3 separate regions of the Homo sapiens genome follow, and all the other regions are linked to region 2. Evidence: chromatin contacts called from ENCODE Hi-C or POLR2A ChIA-PET data. All regions are on one chromosome and are shown on one strand. Each heading gives the region's core, a stretch centred on a gene start or an enhancer-like site at or near the end of the contact. The rest is flanking DNA. Distances are from core to core; before and after follow the strand shown.

The links. Hi-C counts contacts between places; a loop is a spot of excess contacts on that map. ChIA-PET counts read pairs that join two places held with the same protein, here RNA polymerase II (POLR2A). Pooled maps may share reads with other maps.
Region 1: a pooled map shows a loop between it and region 2 (2.2-fold over the local background). The contact joins the promoter of PLXNC1-AS1 here to the enhancer-like site in region 2. A Hi-C loop is called at or near these places in 8 of 50 pooled maps. POLR2A ChIA-PET finds 5 or more read pairs at or near these places in 3 of 52 experiments (H1, IMR-90 and activated CD8-positive, alpha-beta memory T cell).
Region 3: a loop to region 2 is called in a pooled map, with 9 times the contacts of the local background. The contact joins two enhancer-like sites. A Hi-C loop is called at or near these places in 1 of 37 single-sample maps with no recorded cell type and 12 of 50 pooled maps. POLR2A ChIA-PET finds 5 or more read pairs at or near these places in 2 of 52 experiments (OCI-LY7 and activated T-cell).

What each region holds. Positions count from the first base shown.
Region 1 is chr12:94,174,555-94,178,522 of GRCh38, forward strand. It overlaps PLXNC1-AS1 (PLXNC1 antisense RNA 1), which reads right to left and starts at 1,909. Exons shown (of 2, transcript XR_007063411.1): 1 at 1,827-1,909. All of the region lies in intron 2 of PLXNC1 (plexin C1), which reads left to right.
Region 2 is chr12:94,370,421-94,374,282 of GRCh38, forward strand. All of the region lies in intron 8 of CEP83 (centrosomal protein 83), which reads right to left. Among named protein-coding and RNA genes, the nearest start is that of CEP83, 88 kb to the right of the region's middle. Within about 2 kb of position 2,336, at least 2 of the 41 ENCODE cell types and tissues checked have a DNase peak (open chromatin) inside an H3K27ac peak, as active enhancers do.
Region 3 is chr12:94,207,214-94,211,259 of GRCh38, forward strand. It overlaps PLXNC1 (plexin C1), which reads left to right. Exons shown (of 31, transcript NM_005761.3): 5 at 2,377-2,491. Among named protein-coding and RNA genes, the nearest start is that of PLXNC1-AS1, 33 kb to the left of the region's middle. RefSeq lists enhancers at 516-585, 1,236-1,495. Within about 2 kb of position 1,563, at least 12 of the 41 ENCODE cell types and tissues checked have a DNase peak (open chromatin) inside an H3K27ac peak, as active enhancers do.

The DNA of each region.
Region 1 (3,968 bases), core at 659-3,158, 200 kb before region 2:
AGCAAAAACTCTGTACTGCCTAAAGAGTCTGCCTTGACTCTGGTTATTGAAGTTTTTGAATGAATGTCAGAGAAAAAAATCTTTTGTAAAGGCAAGCTGTACTATATACCCAGAAGATGTTCAAATAAGGAATAGGAGAACTTGGGGAACCTAGAACAGGACCTGGGACCGGAAGTGGTGGTGGTGGTGGGGATGACTGAGCTAACAGACCAAAAAGTTAAAACAGGAGGAAGTGTCAAAACTTGGAAGTGGGTTCATTGGTTGGCTGTTTAGGATGTCATGTGAAGCCTGCTTCAAGTTCTCCCCACCTCATTAATTGCAATTTATGAGTTTGCAGGGACTCCCCAGTTTGAAACTTTTAGTCCCATATAATCCACAAATCTAGAACCTGTGGTTCAGACTGTATGCTTCTCTTACTACCTACACTGCAATAAGTAGATTGGAAACAAAAGAGAAATTTGCCTTGATCTTTATATTTCATCTTTGTTACTCCTAACTACTGAGGCACATTAAATACTTACCTTGCTTTCTCCTGTGTGTGCATGTGTGTGTGTGTGCACGCATGCACAGGCATGCACGTGTGTGTATATGTATGCAGGCATGCACGTGCATATGTGTGTGTGAGCTTGTGTGTGTGTATGTGTGGTTTAAGTCTCCTTCCCAGCATTTCTCAGAAACTGCTTATGGAAAAAAATAATAATAAATGAAAGGGTTGGCTTGTTTGCCCTTCAACTGGTTAGCCCCACAGAGTGAGGCATAGGAAATTAAATTTGGCATAAAATATTATAGCTTTTTGAACACCCGTGGCTTTTCCATCTCATGGTAATCGTAAAGAAAAAAAAATAGTTTTTTGTTTAATTTTTCTCCCCCCTCATTTTCCTCACCATGATATCCTTCCTGTGGGTGATCTTGAACCTGTCTTACAATTGTATGGTGTTGAAATCTCCACTCAGTTAATTTCAGCAGTGTAGTTGGGAGTTTTATATGCAACAAAAATCCCAAGGCTCGTTAATAGTCTACCATGAGGCTTCAGGAAGACATCAACAGAAACAATATGTTGACACGAACTGAAATTCTCCATCAGAGAAAATTTGTTTTCTACACAGGCTTCAGCTGGAAAAAGCTGAAGAGCCCTATAAAATCTTGAATGCTAATAGCGTCGTTTTTCATTTAATAAATATCTACTGGGCACCTTGTATGTGCCAGGCACTGTTCTGGGTGCTGAATATACAAAGGTGAACAAAACAGACAATGCCCTTGCTCTGCTGGTGGGAAGAAAAAGACAGAAAACAAGTAAATGGATTAATCAGCGATAAAGACACTTCAGATAGTGCTATGAAGAAAATACAGTGATGGGTAGAGAGTGACAGAGGTGTTCAGCGGAGAAGTGATCAGGGAAGGCTTCTCAGAGGAGGTGATGTTGGAGACTTGAAAGATAAAGGAGTATACAAGCATACACATGGAGAAGGTTCAGATTGACTTCAGATTAGATCTATATTAAGGTCGTATCCTGGAAGATAAAAATCCACATCGTGCCCAAGGATTGTGTGTGTGAATTGGATGAGATTTCTCTTATGCAAAATTCAACCCGTTTTGGGTTTTTGTGACTCATTGTTACTTCCTGCATTGCTTCACTGATCATGTTCTTTTTCCGAGGCTGCCCACCTAAACTGAGCTGAGGAAGGAACGTTTCCCTTGCTCCAGTCTTGCTGGCTTTTGTCTGTGTGTTGATATTCTCCTGAAGTTTGCAATTAGAAAGTCCAAGTGTTCCATTAGTGCCTGTGGGCTGGGGCTCGGGCTAGGTGAGAGATGATATGAACACTGACCTGTCCTTTAGTCATCTGAGAGAGATGAGACTCCAGGGGCCACGGAAGCAGAAATCCCTCACCCCTCTGTGTAGCACATTTGGGACCTTTGTGGTGAAAACTAAAACTTCCTCTTGTCCTGTCCTCAGGATTATGGAGAGCATTGTTTGCATAATCTAGCAAAAAGAAAAACAATTTGACTCACTCACCCTCAAGGATTTTTAAATTTAAATGTTATATATTTATTTTTAAGGTAATACAATGATATTGTTTAAAACTCAAAAGAACCAAGAAAATATTCCGTGAAAGGCACCTGGTCTTGACTTCCAAGGCAACCAATGATAGTAGTTTCATGGGTATCTTTCCAGAGATAGTTTATATCTGTCTACAGGCAAAAGAGTGAAGATATTCTTCCTCCCTTTTGTTGAAACATAAAACACAGTAAACATATATGTTATATATGTAAAAATACCTGTATATGTAAATATGTCTATATTTATAGATATATGTACATATTTCATATAACTTTAAATATAACACAAAGAGCTTTCTAATTATTTTTATAGCTAAATAGTATTTCCTTGTTTGTACTATAGTTTACTTAACCAGTTCCCTATTGCTGGAGATTTAAGTTGTTTTAATCTTTTCTTTATAACATACAATGCTACAATGAATATATGTCATTTCATATATATGTGTGTGTGTGTGTGTGTGTGTGTATATATATATGTGTATATATATATGTGTGTGTGTATATATGTGTGTGTGTGTATATATATGTGTGTGTGTGTATATATATATGTATATATATATATACGTATATATATGTATATATATATACGTATATATATATGTGTGTGTATATATATACATATATATATATATATATATATGTATATATATATGAGGGGCTGCAGGGTCCAAGGGTATGTCCTTTGTAATTTTGATAGATGATGCCAAATTACCTTCTAGAGAGGTCTGGCTTCCACCACTGAGGAAACATACTAATTTAAACCCAGCATCTATGGCTATCAGGACAAGCTTCAGTGCAAGCCACGCTAAGTAGCTTTTTCAGGAAACTGATTGGTAAATCCTGGGCCACAGAACTTTTTGATAACTTGTAAAAAAAGAAAGAAAGAAAAACAAAGAAAGAAAGAGAGAGAGAGGGAGAAAGAAAGAAAGAGAGAGAAAGAAAAAGAAAGAGAGAGAGGTAAGGAAGGAAAGGAAAGGAGAAAGGAAGGGAGAGGAGAGGAGAGGAGAAAGGAAAGGAAAAGCTTCCTTGCCACAATTCAGAGTTCTAGAGAGAATATTGATGCTTCATTTCCAAGGTACCAAGTAAATAAATCAATGTTGCACCCAACTAGATCTTGCTGACCATCTGTATCAATGATGCTCCAAGAGTAAATAAAATAAGCCCCCAATAAAAACTGCAGTGCAGCTCCTAATTTACGTAAAATGGATGAGTGGTGGTGTAAAGTATGTTTTTACTTTGTTATTTTAAAGCAAACCCCACAGACATGATGTCGTTTCACCTCAACATATTTCGTTATGCATCTCTCAAAACCTACAGTTGTTTTCTTAAATAATAGTAACCATAATGCCATGATCACAGCTAATAAAATTATCAGTCATTCTTTAGGATCACTTACTATCCAGTCTGTGTAACTAAGTATTCCCAATTGATTCAAAAAGGTATTTTAAATGGTTTTGTTCAAATTGGTATCTGCACAAAGTCCTCAAACCAAATTTGGTTGTTCTATTATCTAGAGCAGTCTCCTCCCTTACTTTTATTCCCTGCCACTGACTTAACTGAAAAAACCAGGTATTTTGCCCTATAGAATGTCTCTTATCATGTGTTTGGCTTTTTGCTTCCTTGTGGTGTCATTTAGCTTGTTCCTCTACTCCTGCTTCCTAGTGCTAAATGGAAGTTAGTGCTAAAGACTTGACTAGATTCAGTTTCAACTTTATTGGCAAGAATACATTATGGGTGGTGCTGCCCAATGATGCTTTTGCCATGATGAATTCCTGAAGAGATACCAGGGCAGCAGCTTCTCTTCTCTTGACCCTTCCTTGATAATATTTCTATCAGTGTTTGTTTAAAAAAAACAAAAACTGGCTTCCTGTTTCTCTTTCCCTATACAACTGCTTTCCAGAACCAGATCA
Region 2 (3,862 bases), core at 1,086-3,585:
TGGAGTGCAGTGGCACGATCATAGCTCATTTCAACTTCAAACTCCTGGGCTCAAGTGATCCTCTCTCCTCAGCATTCCAAGTAGCTGTCAGGACTATAGGTGCACACCACCACACTCAGATAATTTTTCAATTTTTTTGTAGCAATAGGGTCTTGCTATGTTGACCAGGCTGGTCTCAAACTCCTGGCCTCAAGCAATCCACCTGCTTTGGCCTCCTAAAGTGCTAGGATTATAGTTGTAATCCACTGCACTTGGCCTGAAACCTTCCTTTTAAAAAGTGTCCACAGCTGGATACAGTAACTTGCACCTAAAATCCCAGCTACTCAAGAGGCTGTGGCAGAAGGAAGTGTTTGAGGCCTGGTGTTGGAGACCAGCCTGGGCAACATAGTGAGATCCTTTCTCTAAAAAAAAATTTAAAAATTAGCCAGACATGACATGCCCCTTAGTCCCAGCCACTGGGGAGACTGAGGTAAGAGGATCACTTGAGTCTAGGGGTTTGAGGCTGCAGTGCTATGATTGTGCCAATGTATTCCAGCCTGGGCAACAGAGTGAGACCTTGTCTCTAAAAAAAAATTAAAATTAAATTTAAGAATAAAAAATGTGCTGGGGACAAAGAAGGTATTCTAGGTAGAAGGAACAGCATACAAAATGTTATTATATGTATAACATCACATGGTCTGCTCTTAAAACAAGCTAAGCATTACATGTAGAGCACCGGAAGATGTGAAATCTGTGGAGGAATGGCAGGGAATAAACTTTATATACCATACAAAAGGGTTGTTTTTCAGGTTAGCTGTTGAAGGTGGCACAATTAACTAATGCGAATCTGTTGGCTTAAGAAACTGAAGGTAAATAAATCAATTAAGAGGCAAGAAATGAATAAACGGAGGGGGGAAGGAAGAATCAATTGAATCTGGTGACAAAATAGTGTAATGTGTATAGACTGTGTCTGTGTGCGCATGTGCACAAGTATTAGGTAGGGGATTGGGGGCAGGAACAAGTATAAATCATATAAATTCATTTTCCATAGCCCTTCTCTTTGGTAAGGAGCTTCTAAAATTAGATATAGTCATATAATAAGGATTTAATCAATACAAACACAAAGGTTAGATTAACCCATTTTCTGATATATTATCCAAATATATAAAAGTATGGAATCAGAGTAGGAAACTACAAATACATACACATCAAATACAGAAAATGTGAGATGGCAGAAACAGGAAAATAAAAGACAATTTACTTAAGAGTCCAATAAAACCCCATAAATACTGGAGTTGGGAGTCAGACACAAATCAAAAAAAGGTCCTAGAGCCAAAGAGGGCAAGGATAAGAAATAGAAGTGTCTTATTGGAAGATATTCCATCAACAAAAGGTCCTGAAAACGTTTCAAGGAATAGTTTCATGCAAAATCCTCATCCAAAGGAAATAAACAGAAAAGTGAGTACTGCCTTATGTACTGGTAACTACAATAAGACATCCCTCCAAATTAACTCGTAGATTTTTAAATGACCGTACATAAAATGGTGACCCTGTGCTGACATCAGTTTTGCATTTTTATTTATTTATTTTCTGAGACAGAGTCTCGCTCTGTCGCCCAGGCTGGAGTACAGTGGCTTAATCTCAGCTTACTGCAACCTCTGTCTCCTGGGTTCAAGCAAATTCTCTGCCTCAGCCTCCTGAGTAGCTAGGATTACAGGCATGCACCACCACACCTGGCTAAATTTTGTATTTTTAGTAGAGATGGGGTTTCACCATCTTGGCCAGGCTGGTCTTGAACTCCTGACCTCGTGATCCATCCGCCTCGGCCTTCCAAAGTGCTGGGATTACAGGCGTTAAGCCACCACACCTGGCCTGTGGTTTTAATTTCCTTTTGGAAGTTATTTTCTATAAAAGCAAGTTTTATAAAATGATGTTTACATGACAACAGCTGATAATTTGTTTTAATACTTAAACTTTCTGTAGATTGGATTTTACTACATTATAATTTCATGGACAGATAGAATTTAAATTATAAATACTTTAAAATTTTGAAGAAATATGATTACAAAGAAAATCCAATCACTATGACAAATGTAATTATAACCTGCTATTATATACTAACTGTAAAAGGTTAAGAATGACACAGCATTTCATTAACAAACATACTATAGCTGCATGAGGTGGAAAATTAGAGCCATCTTATTTCATAGGAAGTTGATTCATCTCATGGTAAAAGATCTACAAAAACTTATTTCTTATTCATTTCACCCTGAAATTTACTGAAATGAGACGACATTTTTAACTAAACTACAATTATTGAAACTGAAAGAACACCGAATAGGAAGTCAAGCAACAAGTGAGGTCTGTCTTCAGGCCTACTTTTGCTGTTAAACCAGTGGTATATGCTCAAGCAATTTACCTGTCCTCTCTGCATTCAAATGTACTCATTTATGGATCTAAAGTTTTTCTTTATTGCCTTATTTCTATTATCCTAACATCACTGATGCATCACTTATATGAACACTGTTAATTTCCTAAAAATATACTAAAAGGAATTTTACTTAACGTATGAAAATGTATTACCCAGTAATGACAAATAATAGCACTTTTCTATGAGTAATCTGAACCAAATTCCAAATGTTACAGTAAAGTTTCTTTCTGCCCCTAGATCCTTGGTTCTTAATCTTCTTTGTGATCAAGTCCCAAATCCTAGGAAAATTAGGGATTTTTTTTTTAAATAAAATGCTCATGTTAAAATGTTGCATAAAATTTCAAGCAATTCATGGTCTCCTAAAGCTCCACTGGACCAAGTCACCCTGTTCTTCACAGAATGTTTGCCATATAGATTCTGGCCTTTATGTTGTGAATTTGCTTTATGTTTTGACACAATGGAAGTATTCAGATATTACTAACAAAACTTTAATAAATGTCAAAACTGGCAAAACTGGGCATTTTACAGGGGGTCAGTATCTGTTAAAGTACACATACTCACAGAAAGACACACAAGAGCACAGCATAAATAAGCAAGAAATGGAAATATAATTGACAATATGTATTACCTAAGAAGCTCTGGATACAGATTCCAAAGAGATGGTACTTAAATCTTGATCTTTTTCAAAGTTCTGAGATGTAATTACCCAATTAATTTAGGTAAATAAGGACAACTCTGTTGGGTGGCTTTCTTAAAACTACCTTTTATTGGCATTCTGAAAATGAAAAACCTTATGAGGGAACTAGAAGAATTTACCTCACTGAATGTGAAATCTCTTTAAGGTCATCATTTTCAGGCCATCTTTGGTAATACCTTTTAATCCAAGACACTGATACTCACACTGACATAACTTTGTTCTAAAATCTGACAAACATTTATGAATTTGAGTAACTAAGACAAACACACCCCAGGTGTTCCTTTGCACTGCAAACAACCATTTGCTAGAATTGCAAAATGTTGATGAAAACTTCAAGTTGCAAAGAAAACTGTGGCAGTCATGTTTGAAATATTATTTTAAAATCTACCCTTCCAATGGAATCTTTACATACAAGACTTCAAATGAAACTTGGTTTGTTTAAAGTTGAAGGATGGTATTTAATACTCCATTTATATGCAAAATAAGGCAAGTGTGCCTTTAAAAAGACAGGCAACTCTTAGCAATGTGTATTAATAAACAAGCACAGAGAAATAAATACTATACTAGATTGCTGTTCTTTCTTCAGCGGAGTAGGAGAAATCACCTAGGCTCTAACTCTAAGAGGAAAGAGCAATAGGGAAGAGTATATATATATGGAAAAAAAGAAGAAAAATCAGGGTCAGCACACAGGTGAGCTAGGGAGCTCAGGTAAAATGTACTGCATGAAAAGTATTATACTTGGTGGCCCCCCCAAG
Region 3 (4,046 bases), core at 313-2,812, 160 kb before region 2:
AGGTGGTGGGTTGTTTTTTTATATATATATAAAAACAAGGAATTTATGTTTAGTTGCTTAACATGGTTAGATTTTGTTTTTGCCTTATGCAGAATAAAAAATGAAAGGTTCATTTTATACTTTCTTTTCCCTTTTTTTTTCAAAAAGTAAAATGGAAACCTCACCCCCAATTTGTCCCCAGATTTAAACTTTTTGCTTGTTTTAAAAATAGTCTCTTTGGCATGAGGAGGAGTCAGACATGAATTAAAACTCTAGAAAGAAAAATCAGCAACAGAAAAGACCTATAGAGATTTCATATTTCATCCTTTCATTCAAAAATATTTATTGAAACCCTAGTATTTGCATATCATGCTGCCAGACACTGAGGGATTTGCTAAAGAAATATTAAAGACCTTCTCCCTTCTTTGAGGAGCTTAGAGCTTACTTGGGGAGAACTGAGATAGACTTATGAAATAGTTAAGTTGTAATTCGAGGCAGCATATGATTAAATACCGAAATATGTACTTCTGACAAGAAATGCTATAGGAGTTCAGAAAAGGGAGTGATAACTCAGTGGCACTACTGTTTTCTGCCTACAAATTGGCAAATTGTAGCACTATTTGTATGAAATATTTTACACTTGTTTTTTTGGCAGCCTTAGGCTTTGACTCCCAGGCAGCATTAAGAGCCAACAAAAATATTTGTACTCCAGTCTCTTCGGAATTGGCTTATTTTTTTTTTTCTTATAGGCAGAGGAAGTGCCTTACACAAACCGGAGTGCCCATGAGAGGCAGGGAGTTTTTGACAGTCATGATCTATTTCAGATACAACCGAAAGAACCAGCTTCGTCATTCTGTTTTTCAATCCAGCAGTGCTTGTCTCTCCGTTGCAAACTCTCTCTGACATTGACAGGCGGTTTAATTTGAACTTAATGTCTTTGACGGATGAGCTAGCCATCAAGGGTCAGATAAATTTATGGCTTTGGAGAATTGCCGATGAAAATCCCCATGGTTATAATGTTGGAGAAGAAACTGACACAGATGTAGTGGGAGGTGGAACACAGATGTGCTTATTGGGAGCAGGGTTCCCCAAATGTCAGAAGCCGGTGACATGCTAAAGGTATTGTGCTTGGGGATGACGTTTAGTGAAACTCACTGACTTCCTGTTCTATTTTTGCCATATTCAAATTAACACAGAGCTCAAAGATGAAGCCATGAGGCCTAAATTCTTAAGAATTGAAAGAGAGAGAGAGTAGAGAAAGGAGAAAAAATAAAACCTTTAGGAAGCCAAATACACTGTTTGGGCCCATCCATTCCTCATTCCGCTCGGATCCCCTCCGGGACTCCCCGTAGCTGAATGTGGTCATCATTTGGTTGCTTTTCAATCTCATGATTCATGTGTTTTCAGTTTCTTTTAAAAATTCACCATCACTGGTTTACCACCCCTGCATTTTAATCTTCAGCCTTGAGGAGGTGTAGTACTAGAAATATTTCGTTCTTTCCTTGATGCTATTCAATGGAATATCTGTGGAGTCCAACACCCTTTGGCGATAACGTGCTGTTGGTATTTGTTCTTCTTGCCAGGTTGGTGCCCCGTCTGGTGAGGCAAGGGTTCCCAAGTTAGTGTGACCTAGAGTGACTGACACATCAAGCAAGCCAGTGATCTCACCACTCAGCTTCTGAGCATCTCTTTATCAAAGTAGTTGGCCCTGGCCACAGCTTAAGACTTATCTGGGTCAGCCTCTGAGCTGGCTGACTTGGGAAAATGGCCCTGGAAAAATGTTTCACCTATATCTTTTGATATAATTTGGTATCTGTCTAAATAAATGGTATGTAGCAGATGGTTATGGAATGTCTTATCAAATTCTTAGGCAGACTCTGCCCTTGAAATTTTTCTATTTAATTATCATACTGCAAAGCACAAAATAGTAACTTTGTTATTATTTTTAAACAAAATCAAGTTACACAATAGGTTGATATTCTGAGAATGAATAGCAAACCTAAAATTTATACAATATGTGAACTCTTCCTTGAGCTGTTCTTTGCTAGGCATTTCTAAAAGGGAGCTCCCTATTTCAGAATCCATGGGAGGATGTGTTTCAGATATATTTGGCGATGTCATCTTGAGAGATGGCTCAGGAGTCGAAGTTCACCATGTTGTCTACATTTGTTCTTTGCTCCTAGACATGATGGAAAAAAATGCTCTGCTGTTTTCTTGTTGCTTTTCATGGTTTTAGCATCATGTTCCTATTCTCGCTCAAATCAATAATCCACTGTACAAGGTCTGGCATTTTGTACTGAAGCCAAGTATAAGAAAGTTTTAACTAATGCACGTATGGGGTCGCTGTTTTAACTAACACACGTATGGGGTCGCTGTTTTGTTGCCTCGTTTTTTTAGGTGCACTTTTCAAGGAGATTGTGTACATTCAGAGAACTTAGAAAACTGGCTGGATATTTCGTCTGGAGCAAAAAAGTGCCCTAAAATTCAGATAATTCGAAGCAGTAAAGAAAAGGTAAGAGGAAAGATTTTAATTTGTCCTCGTTGTATTGTCTCATTTTGCACAGCGGATGCTAAATTTCTTCTGTGTGTAAAATATCCATTAGCAATCAAACATGCTTAGTGATAGCACTCCATTCATTTAGCACTCATTAACGAATATTGAGTGCCCACCAGATGCCATCCACTCTGCAAGGTGCTGGGGATACAGCGGTAACCAAGTCACATCATGGGCCTGCTCTCATGGAGTTTGTCGTCTTGTGGAGCTGAAGATGACCCTCAATGGTTGAACTGGAAGAAAAGTTGGACTTCTAATGTTGTAGAAATACATATTGCTTTTGAAAATAAAGAAAAAAGAGGTTCAGATTCATGGTCAACGAGATACCTTAAAGGTGGCTTAATTGCAGAATTTTGTTTAGTGTAATGGTCCCTTATCCTAATGTGTTGAGGCTTCCCCAGTAACCATCTTATGAACATAGCTTCCAACAGTCTTGGTAGCGATGGAGAGAAGACCAACATGGGCAGTGACCATTGCAAGTGAGGTCCTTTGGAAAGCCAGTGGACCCTTGCTATGGCAGCACCACTCTTGACAACACATCAGTCCTGTCATTGGATGAGAGAAGGGAGCAAGGAGCATATTTAAGCATTTTCAAATGCACACGCCAACCGTGCCCTACGGAAAAAGGGAATTCCTGCCTTGCAGTCTCAGTGGTGCTATAAGGAGGCATTTTCTCCCTAATGACGGCTCTTGTGTTATGAATAATTGTACAGAGTCCTCTGTTATGAATAACTGTACAGCAGCCAGCTGACCTGTCTGTTGAGCTCACTGTGTTCTGTTTGAATGCCATATTAACAAGGAAATGGGCCACTTTCTCTTTTCCCTTACACTTTGCCATTTCAGAGAAATAGCAAGAACTTTACCACTTACGATGATTTAACATTTAATAAAGGAGAGCCAAAGTATTTAATGAGTGATAAATAATAAAATAATCAAGCTTCTAAGTTGTAACTGATCAGAACGAACAGATTTAAAGTTATTTGGCTGTTGTCACTTTCTGTTGTCTTCCTGGAGAAAAAAAATAATAATAATAACTTTCATACAAACTTCTACCAGTCCTGAATCAGAGTGAATAGATTTGGTGGAAAAGATTCTTAGGCATCTAAACATAGGTATATCCAAATTCTAATTTCTCTCATCAGTCTGAAAAATAGCCAAATTTGGCGCTAATAGAGAATAGTAGAAAGTAGAATACCATAATCCTTGAATATACCCAGGACTCTGATAAGTGGTTAAAATTCTGGAAGATTTTTTTTCTTATGTTATTTATAAAAATTTAAGGATAATACTTCAGCTAAATGTAGTGGGAGGAAGTAGCTTGTTCATTAAATTAAAAGTGCTGCTTATACAACTTCCGTACCTAGCTAGGGGCTCACTATTACAAATTAATCACTGTTTATATCTGGTCTGGTACATTTCAAAACTGCTTACCACCCAAACGACCACTGGTGTTTTCTTCCTCGCCCTAAGTCCCACTGTGGTTTACCCTAATCTTCCCAGAGACTTCCCACAC